Regions from separate parts of the Homo sapiens genome. Here region 2 is linked to region 1. A link is a contact called in ENCODE Hi-C data. All regions are on one chromosome and are shown on one strand. Each heading gives the region's core, a stretch centred on a gene start or an enhancer-like site at or near the end of the contact. The rest is flanking DNA. Distances are from core to core; before and after follow the strand shown. Region 1 overlaps MYO16 (myosin XVI). Region 2 overlaps LINC03082 (long intergenic non-protein coding RNA 3082).

Region 1 (5,127 bases), core at 1,287-3,786:
ACAGGTTTTAAATATTTTGTATTGATTCAGTATCTTTCTATGTAACTGATTGCTTCACAATATTCTTGTGTAACTTACTTCGATTTCTCACACTAACATCTCTAAATTAGAATATTACAACTGGAGCTGAAGCACATCAGTCCAAACTTTACTGACAATTAGTTTCAGAATTTTTCACTTTCCATTAATTTTTTAATGTAAATGTATGATGACATTTAGACAATGTGATTGGGTCTTTCTGGAAAATTTCTTTAATGTAGAAGTGATTGTGACCTGAAAGCACAATTCATGGCCAGGGACCACTTATTTGGAGGGTTATTCATTATTTGAACTTTGTTATTTCATAACTAGCGTTTCTTATTGAAAATATGTAGCATATAAGTAATCACAACAATGGTTCTGAAACACATCCTTGACTAGAAATTATTTTTAAAATAGGAGCCAAATCCTATGCAATAGAACATTAGGTGTCAAAATGGAACCCACATTTCTATTCTTTTTTTATCTTGACTTATTAGGATTAATTATAATTAACTAGGCATTTTTACTCAGCTTTTACATTTAGCAGAAAAGAAAATTTAGATTATTTAGTTTTATTTACTTTATGAGTCTATTCTGAAATAGCCAGATCCAATATCCTATTACTGATGTCATTTAGTTACATACATTGTTTTGGATAAGTTTACCTCAGTAGGTACAGCCTATATTTGAATACGTTTTTGTGGTTGAAAAAAAATCTTCCTGAATTTTACTTTTAAAGATTGCCTGTAGAGTGTACACGTTTTACTCATTTTAAGTTCTTCATTAAAATCTCAATTTTAATGAATCTTTAAAGCTGGAGGTGCTGATGTTTCTAATTAACATGTCAGAAAGGTGTTTAGCATGCTTCCCCCATGATATCCTGAAGCCAGACTTCTGAGCTGTGTACCTGGAAGGTGCGTCTGTGTGCCTGGGGGTAGACATGCCATTTTTTGAAGATAAAATTTGCTGTTTGTCTAATTATCTTATCAGTGAAGGCAATCAGACTAAGTAAGTGGAGTATTTAAATTTCTGTTTGTCAGTATTTTATTGTATCTCCATCCCTTCCCTCCTCCCCATTTTGTCATACTTCCTTCCAGAGCATCTCTGATCAATATTTGTATGTTTGTTTCTTATACTAAACTCTCTTTACTAGATAACTTTTCCTAATACGTTCTTTGTTAGAGTATTTGTTTCTTTTGATTTTGGCAAAAAAAAAAGGGGGTTTGACTTTTATGGCATAAATTTTTCACTTATTTTGACAACCTTTGACCAAAGGAAACGAGTAGAGCTGGTGTTCACTATGGACTTATCAGCCAGCTATGTATGGCACTTCCAGATATACTGGGAACCTATTGGGTAAAAATGTAACCAACTAGGTATACATATGGAAACTTTGAAATACATATGGAAACTTCCAGGTATGTGTAAACCTTCTGTACACCCAATATTAATTTAAATTTTATGAGAATCCACCAGGAATTTTAAGACATGATCTTTATCTGTAAACAAGTTCATGACATTTAATTTTTTGTTAAATAGGAGTTATTAAATATTTAAATGTATGAATAAGTGAAATGCGGAGAAGAGAGTGTATTGGTCAGGGTTCTCCAGAAAAACAGAGCCAATAGCCAAGAGGGTATGGATCTATACAGAGATAGAGATGGATTTTTTTTTTTATTGAGATATAGTCTCGCTCTGTCACCCAGGCTTGAGTGCAGTGGCAGGATCACAGCTCACTGCAGCCCCAGCCTCCTAAGCCCAAGTGATCCTCCCACTTCAGCCTCCCAAATAGCAGGGACTACAGTTACAGGCCACTATGCCCAGCTAATTTTTGTATTTCTTGTAGAGACTGGGTAATTAAAATTTTCTTTTAGTCCTGCTAAGCTGAAAGAGGTTGCTTAATACATTTGTGGGTTACATTCAGCGCGATGTTGTTCACACCATACTTTATCAGCATTTGATGAAGGTCAGGGGTGGGCCTGGATGAACCTGCCTAAGAATACCTTTGTCAGTAGTAACTATCTGTACATGGTCATGTGTCTGAATCAAATAAACTATAATATTTGCATATTACTAAAGTTTTGGTGAAGATGCCTATGTTAGTCGGTATTTAAGACACAGGGTTGGGTTGAAGTTTATCCTTCCTGTTGGTGCTGTGGACATGGCCTTACACATGCTTTCTGGTCACCTTCTCCCCTGAGGAGGACTTCAGCACCTGTTCAGCCTCGCCTGCGGCATATTTCTGTGTGCATGCGCGCTGCCCTCTTCCTGTACAGAACCCTCCCTAGGCTGAGGATGTCTTGGTGTGAGTTAGAGAAAGTTCTGCCCACCTCTCCCTCCAGTCAGATGCAGCTCCCCAGGCCTTGAGTTGTTAAACTAATCCTACCATCTTCGAGGCCAGGCCAACCCACACTTTCTGAGCAAAAAGGTATTTTTCTCTCCATTTCACAGCTTCACTCACTGAAATATCAGCAGTTCTGGGTGTGTGTTTCTGGCTGTGTTTATGCTGGACACAAGGCTCGGGGATGAGTTCAGGCTGCGGTCAGCCCCTTAACCGTTGTCCAGGGCCTTCTGTGCAAGACACAGCCACCCTGTCTGTCTCCACCCCCCGGCTCTCCCAACTAGACGTTTCCAAGAAACAAATAATTGGCCATACGATCATTCACTATGTGTAAGGTGTCAAGAGTTTTGAATTTGTTTCACCAGATGTTTTGAAATATTTCAACTGATTAGAAAAATATGGATGAACTATTCTGGGAATGTCACAAGACCCGAAGACTTTCTGAATGTGTAATTTGTTAAAAGGATTCTGTTCTTTTCCTGAATTTATTAGATTCTGTTCTTTTCCTGGAGACCACTGACAAGATTTTCTCTTTCCAAACAAAACAGTTTGTGACTCATATATTAATACTTTCCAGGTGGAGACTTGTGTATCTGAACGCATGGTTAATAAAAAGTTGTACTCATATTCCTTGAGGAGGGGGAGACTTAAAATTTAAAATTAGTTAATATGTTTCAGATAGTTCGAAAACAATACAGAAAAGAATTTCTGTTTTAGGAGCAAAGTGAGGGTGCATGGGCAAAAAGCAGCACTTGGCCATCGTCATTAGCAAAGTGTGCTGTCTTTATTGATACCAACTGTTTAATTTTGCCTTATTTGGCTTCTGTTTATATATTAAACATCACCAAGTAAAAAATAGCTCTGCGCACAATAGAGAAGACACTGTTCCTTTGTATTCGCACAGCAGATAAAAAAACTGAGCAACACATTGTGTTTGTACTCTGCGAGTCTCTGACTTGGTGAATGGACTAAACAAGTTTGTCTTTAAGTAGTAACATTTTTATTTATACTTGAACCTTCAATCCCAGCATGCCTTGGGTACACAAGTAGGCACACAAGGATTGTTTCATGCGCGCTGATCTCTGCGCCTGCTGAGTGGGGCCACACCTGCACCCTGGAGACACAGTAGGTGCGGCCTCAGGGAGAGCACACAGGCCTTTGAAGTTCCATGGGGATGTTTTTGGCAAACAGTCAATGTTTGTATTTGATCTTTGAATCATATCTATTCCCACTCCTTAGAGTGATGCTTCATGCTGGATGGGAACATTTTTTGTCTGTGCCTCCACATAGCACTTCTTGAAAGAAATCTCCAGTGTGGACTCCTCTGTTCAAAAGGAAAACCCTCCTGTGATTTAGTCCATGGCTTAATCTTACTTATGCGTTCTCAGGTGACACAAGAAACTTATTCCAGAACTAGTTTTACTTTGCCTCAAAGCAAAAGTATTAGCACACACACCCACACTCACACCTCACACCTCACATATATACACAAATTATTTTGGCTATGTTATGGACTCACTTTGGAAGACATAGCATCAGCCTGCTCTTTGTTGTCAGGACAATAAACAAGTTGGTTAAATGGATGAGTTAATTAGAAATAGCACATAGTCAACAGTTGTTGTTACAGACTTATTTTCAATAAATTTAACTTGTAATGAAAACCATTTCTTGTCCAAAGCACAAGTCGAATTTTATACAATTGTAACACATATTCATCTGGTTTGCCACTGTTTCTTCTGTAAGAACGAAGATAACTGTATTGCTGGAGAAGGTGTGCTTTTTTCATACTGATTGATAAAATTTTAATTTAGAAACTTAGTCTAAAGAAGGCACCATCAGGCTTTGTGAAAAAGGGGAGTGCGAAGAACCAAGGAGCTTAAAAAGCAAAAGATCTCCTAAAACTAGTGAGTTCAGCGATTGACAGGATATGAGATCAGTGCGCAAAATCAATCACATATATTAATCATTATGTATTAACAGTGAACGTGTGAAAACTGCAATTTAAAACATAACACCCTTTCCAATTTCTCCAGGAAAATTAAATACTTAAGTATACACTTAACAAAACATGTACAGAATCTGGAGGCTGAAAATGAAAAAAAAATACCAATGAAAGAAAAAGAGACTTATAATGTTCATTTATTGGAAGATTCAATATAGTAAAAATGCCAATCATCCCTAAGGTGATTTATAGGTTTAGTGTAATTCCTGTTAAAATCTTAACAATATTAAGACACGTATGGAAGCTTATTCTAAAATTTGTATGTAAAGGCACAGAACTTCTAATAGCTAAAAAAAATAATGCAAAAGAAGAATAAAATCAGAGGAACTACTCTACCCATATTAAGGCCTACCATGCAGCTAGAGTAATCCAGACATTATGGTATTGGTAGACAGACAGACACAAAGATCAAAGGAAGAGAAGGGAGAATACAGAAATAGACTCACACAAATATACTCACACACCAAAAGGTGATTTTTTGATGAACATACAAAACAATCGAGTGGAGGAAAGATCAACTTCAACAAAAGGTGCTGGACAACTGGGCATCCATAGGCAAAACAAGCAAAAAAAAAAAATAGTAAAGCAAAGCCAAAATCTCACATATTATGGAAAAAATCAAGATGATCAGAGACCTAAATGTAAAGCATAAAGCAATACAATTTTTAGGGAACAAAAGAAGGAAATATTTGGGATCCATGACTAAGCAAAAAGAACTTAAGCTTGACATCAAAATCATAATCCACATTAGGAAAAATTGATA
Region 2 (4,955 bases), core at 1,748-4,247, 1.2 Mb after region 1:
CAGACCAGAGAGTGGGGTGCTTGAGGAAGCGCAGTGCCCAGAGAAATGCTGGAGACTCTTTCTCCGTTTAATTTTTTGACTTTTGTTTCTTATCATGGGGTAGTTGTAATATTATTAGATTAATACAAGCTCATGTTGTGTATTTTCCAGACACAAACTAATATGCTTGTGTGTGTGTGTGTGTGTGGCCTCCTTTTACAAACACTAGGGGATTACATTCTGTATACAGTTCTACAACTTGTTTTTTTTTTCCTTTAACAACATATCTTAGTCATGTGTATAGATGAGTATCTATAAACCTACCTTATTATCTTAATACTTAGATGTAGACTTAGGAAGCTTGGGTTTCCATCGTATATACAACACAGCTTATTTAACCATTGCTTTATTGATAAACCTTTATATTACTTTCACTTCTAATAGAACTCATGCCCACATCTTTACATACTTATATGAGTGTATCCATAGAATAAATCTCTAGAAAGGCAATAAATTCCTAGAAAATGAATAACTAGAAAAAAGCAGTTTATTTTTAACCCCTTATAACTTTAAATATGTGTATGTATATCTTCAGACTTATGTTTAAATAAGCCCAGAGCTTCCAAATTGAGCTGGCGTCAGCGTCTCCTGACAGGCTTGCTAAACGCAGATTGCTGGGGCTTAGCCCAGAGTTGCTAATTCACAAGGTGCAGGATGGGGCCCCAGAATCTGCACCTGTAACAAGAGCCCAGGTGATGGTGGTGATGGTGATGCTGCTGGTGCAGGGACCGCTGTCTGAGAACACCTGGATTAAGCCCTGCACCTGCCTGTGGGAGGAGGACAGTAACATCTCATCCATATCTGGGAGCCAGAGCTGGCGTTTTGTTTTTTGTTTGTTTGTTTCCAAATGCACTGGGTCTGTGATTGTGGGAGCCCACCTCAGGCTTCTCTGCCTGGGCCTTGCCAGGTGAGCGAGAAGCTGGTCCCGTGAGGAGCAGTCCAATCCGGCCCATGTTGCACAGCCTCGTGCCCAGGCCCTGGAGCTAGCAACTTGCCCGACACAGCCTGCTCCTTCCCAGAGGGCAGCCCCCATGCAGGCTGCTTCCCACGGTGTCTCAGCAGGTCCTCTGCAGATTTTTCCTCCCACCTTTTTTATGGTGTCCAAGACATGACCACAACCACCACCACCAAACTCTTCCATCCCTGACAAACAGTTCCTATGTTATTTTAGAAAAAGTCTCTCCCCACAGTATGGCAGGAGCACTTCCCATAGTGCCCCCTTCGGCTTTATCTTCAACGATATCTCAAGGCCTGCCAAGCATTCTGACATCATGAGATTAGACTCCACTGTGTACTGGCAGGTTTGCATTTTTTAGATGTCATATTTTAAAGCACAAGACAGGGGCCATGTGGTGGGAGGGACAGTGTGAGGCCCATTCCCTGTTCCCAGGGCACAGACTGCTGTGACATTTGCTCTCTTGAGAACTTAGCAAGGGCAGGCAGAGGCAGCTGACCGAAAGTAACTCCGTGCAAAAGTGGCCCAGCCACTCACGGCGACACTTAATTGAGAGGAATGAGGGCCAGAATTCAAGTCCAGGTTCATGGACAAGTCATGTCCTTTTCAAGACCTACACTGGAAGCCACATCTATGGCCCTTGCTCAGTGTCTCCTTAGTAACCATCGTGGTGCCTCACATGGTGAAAGCTTGACAAACTTTGAAGGACTTCAGCACATGTGGTCTCATTCATTCTACAAAGTCAAGATGTCTTTAACTCTCCTACCTATTTCTTGGGAATAAAACAGAGCTTGAATGACTTTAGTGATAAATAACTTTGGAATAGCAACTCCACATCTTTCCATGCATTGCAGCCTCATGGCATCCGTGTGAGGGAATGTCATTATTATCCCATTTTAGAGGTGCAGTGGGTGAGGTTGGAAGAAGTTTTGACTTTTCTGAAGAAACTTAACTAGAACATGAAAGAGTTCATTCTGAACCCAAGTTCCAGGTTTTTCTATCACTGTTCCATTGGCTTCCTTTATTTCTGTTAATAGTGTGATTGCTAAGAATAAATGCCTAACATTTACTAAGTGCCTCTATGAGCCAAGTAACACAGTAAGGAATTGCACATGGATTACCTCAGGGCAAGGCAGAGGGGTGCATGGCCGGCCTGCAGGACAGCCCAGCAGCGGGAGCATCAGGGCAAGCTGAGAATCCATTTAGGAGATGGGGCCTACTAGTATTTCCATTCTACAGATGCCTAAACTAAGGCTTGGATGAGTTAACTCACTCCCATGAGGACACAGAGCCAGCAGGTGAAGATGGAGCCATGATACCTAACTCAGCACTCTGTCTCCAGAGCCAACGACAGGTCCTGGAACCATTAGCCGTATGGCGACTACTTCTCAATTCATTATCAGCACCTCTCATTCATTTCACATGCAAGCCAGCTTCTTAGAGGAAACAGCATTAATTATGTAGACATATGTTTATGTTGGTCAATGGACTTCTTGCTGTTGTTATATGGCTTGAGGATTGGTCTCCTCTTTTACGACAATAGTCATAGAAAATGTTTCACAAGTATATTACAGAAGTGACAGCATATATCAAAGACACTCCGTTAAAGATGAAAGTGTAGAAACGCCAGGTTTTCTGGGAAGGGGTCGCCCAAGGGAAAGAGTTGAAGATTGAAGGTTGATAGGAACAGCCTGTGTTCAAAGACAGTCATGAGTTTACGAAGCTGTGGAATGTTTATGGAGGACATCGGCCATCCAACATGAGGATGAACTTCATTCCCCGAGGCCTGGCGCAGGATGGAGCTGTGATTACGTGGGCTGTCCTTTGCACGGGAACAGGGGCTCCATCGATGAATAACAGGGGGTACCTCCAAAAGGCCACGCTGACTCTGGGAATTGCTTTGAATTTCAGGCTTAGAGAGCTGGGGCTGGAGTGCTGACCATGACTTTGAAGCTAAAAGCAGTGTGTGCTCTGAGGCAAGGAGCTGCAGCTTGGACCTGAGCCCTGGGAAGCTGCCCAGAGGCACTGCATGGCAGAGCAGGCTGGGGGCAGGAGCAGAGACAGCTCTTTACCGAGACCAGCTCCAAGACAGCTCGCCCCTAATAAGGAAGTAGAGTGGCACTCCCCCATACCTCATCTCAGAGACCTCCCAGGTCCTTCAGCCTCGCTGAAGGAAGGCCGAGCCTCTGTGGGGCCCTGAGATGTTAGGGCTGAGCAGATTCTAAAGCAGGACTCTCAGTCCTGAGCAGCAGAAGATCAGATGAGGGTGAGAACTGCCCCCAAACTGAGCTGCCAGTTAGATTCAGAAATGTGCTCAGGCTGGTGGGTAGAGCTGCCTGACACTTTATTCCTTTTCTTCATGTCATTTACTGTAATATTAATAATCTCTGGTTACACATCATCTCTAAATGTCACGATCTTGAAGGTCAGTGTTAGGGGTGAATTGTGTCTCCCAGAAAGCCAAGTTCAAGTTGTAAACCGTACCTGTGAATGGGACCTTATTTGGAAATAGGTATTTGTGAATGTGATCGAGTTAAAATGAGGTCATGCTGGCTTACCTGGGGACTTAATCCAATGATGGAGGTCCTCCTAAGAGGAGGAAATTTATACCGAGACACACAGGGAAGACCTCAAGTGACCACAGAGGCAGAGACGGGAGCGATGTGGCTGGAAGCCGAGCAATGCCAAGGACTGCATCAGCACTAGAGGCTGGAAGCAGGGGAGACCCTTTCCGGAGCCTTCAGAGGGACCACGGCCTGTGGACCCCATGATTTTGGACCCTCAGCCTCCAGAACTGTGAAAAAACACACTTCTTGTGTCAAGCCCGAGGTTGTGGCAATTCATTGCAGTGGCCCGAGTGCACTAAGATCAAAGTCCTAAAACCTTTGTTTTCCATAGGAGGATATCGAGGCTCAGAACACTGTCCCTCCACAAAAGGGTGGCACTGCTAAGACTAGGCCCAGACCTTCTCCGTCAGCCCTGTTCTCAGGGATCCCTTGGCGATGGGACCTGAAGTTCTGGAGGGAGCTGCCACAGCAGCATGGATCCAGGAGGCTCCCGGGTCACATGCTTGGGGCAGTCGGAGGTTCCAAGTGTGGTGCCAAGTGCCCAGTTGAGTTGTTGGCACTTCTGGCCTTTGGAGTCACTCTGTGGACGCTGGTAAGTCATCAAAGAGGGTGTTGCCTCTGTGAACGTCAGGGGCACAGCCTAGCGGAGAGTGGGCCTTGGGGACATGGGGACCCCTAATTTAATATAGACATGGCACACAAGGCAGTGGAGGCAGCTCCTGTCAGCACCCTGGGGCGGCAGACAGGCTGGAACCTGTGGTCTCGGGATCAACCACCCTGGGAAGCAAAACGTACTTCCCGCCGTTCTCCACACTGAGGCGCCATTAACAAGGCCCTAGCAAGCAACTAGGCCTGGCTCGGGCAAGGCCGCCACTTCCGTAAGCTTTAGAGCCAAAGACAGCAGGTGCCCAAGGGAGGCACTGCACCAGTGTGAGAGTGTGAGTGTGCAACAGAACACACGTGTGTGAGTGTGTGACAGTGTGTGGGTTTGATTGTGAGCATGCTGTGATTGAGTGTGTGTAACATCATGTTAGGTATGGGCGAGTGTGCATGTGAGTGTCTACAAGCATGAGTGTGTCACAGAGTGTGTATGTGAATAAGTATAGGAGTGTGTGTGAGAATGTGTGTGCACGTGCAAGAGTGAGAGGGTGTGTGCGTGTGTGACTGCCTGTGTTGGGTGTGTGTGAGTATGGGCCTGTGTGTGTATGTATAAGTTTGTGAATAAGTGTGCATGTGTGTGGGTAGAGATGAGTGTGAATGTGTGTATATGTGTATGTGCATGAGGTTGTGTGGGCTGTGGATGTGCATTTATGAGTGTGGATGTGCAAGTATACACCTGTGTGCATGTATGAGTGTGTGTGTGAGTTTGTGAATAAGTGTGTGAGTGTTGATGT

What was found. A loop is a pair of places that touch in the nucleus more often than their neighbours do.
Region 2: a map of posterior vena cava shows a loop between it and region 1 (8-fold over the local background). The contact joins two enhancer-like sites. A Hi-C loop is called at or near these places in 7 of 168 maps with a recorded cell type or tissue (GM23248, endothelial cell of hepatic sinusoid, esophagus squamous epithelium and 4 more).

What each region holds. Positions count from the first base shown.
Region 1 is chr13:108,945,060-108,950,186 of GRCh38, forward strand. The region is part of intron 16 of MYO16 (myosin XVI); the gene reads left to right. Among named protein-coding and RNA genes, the nearest start is that of MYO16-AS2, 150 kb to the right of the region's middle. Within about 2 kb of position 2,537, at least 6 of the 41 ENCODE cell types and tissues checked have a DNase peak (open chromatin) inside an H3K27ac peak, as active enhancers do; they include stomach, where a contact is called at or near this core.
Region 2 is chr13:110,103,904-110,108,858 of GRCh38, forward strand. All of the region lies in intron 1 of LINC03082 (long intergenic non-protein coding RNA 3082), which reads right to left. Among named protein-coding and RNA genes, the nearest start is that of LINC03032, 15 kb to the right of the region's middle. Within about 2 kb of position 2,998, at least 11 of the 41 ENCODE cell types and tissues checked have a DNase peak (open chromatin) inside an H3K27ac peak, as active enhancers do; they include stomach, where a contact is called at or near this core.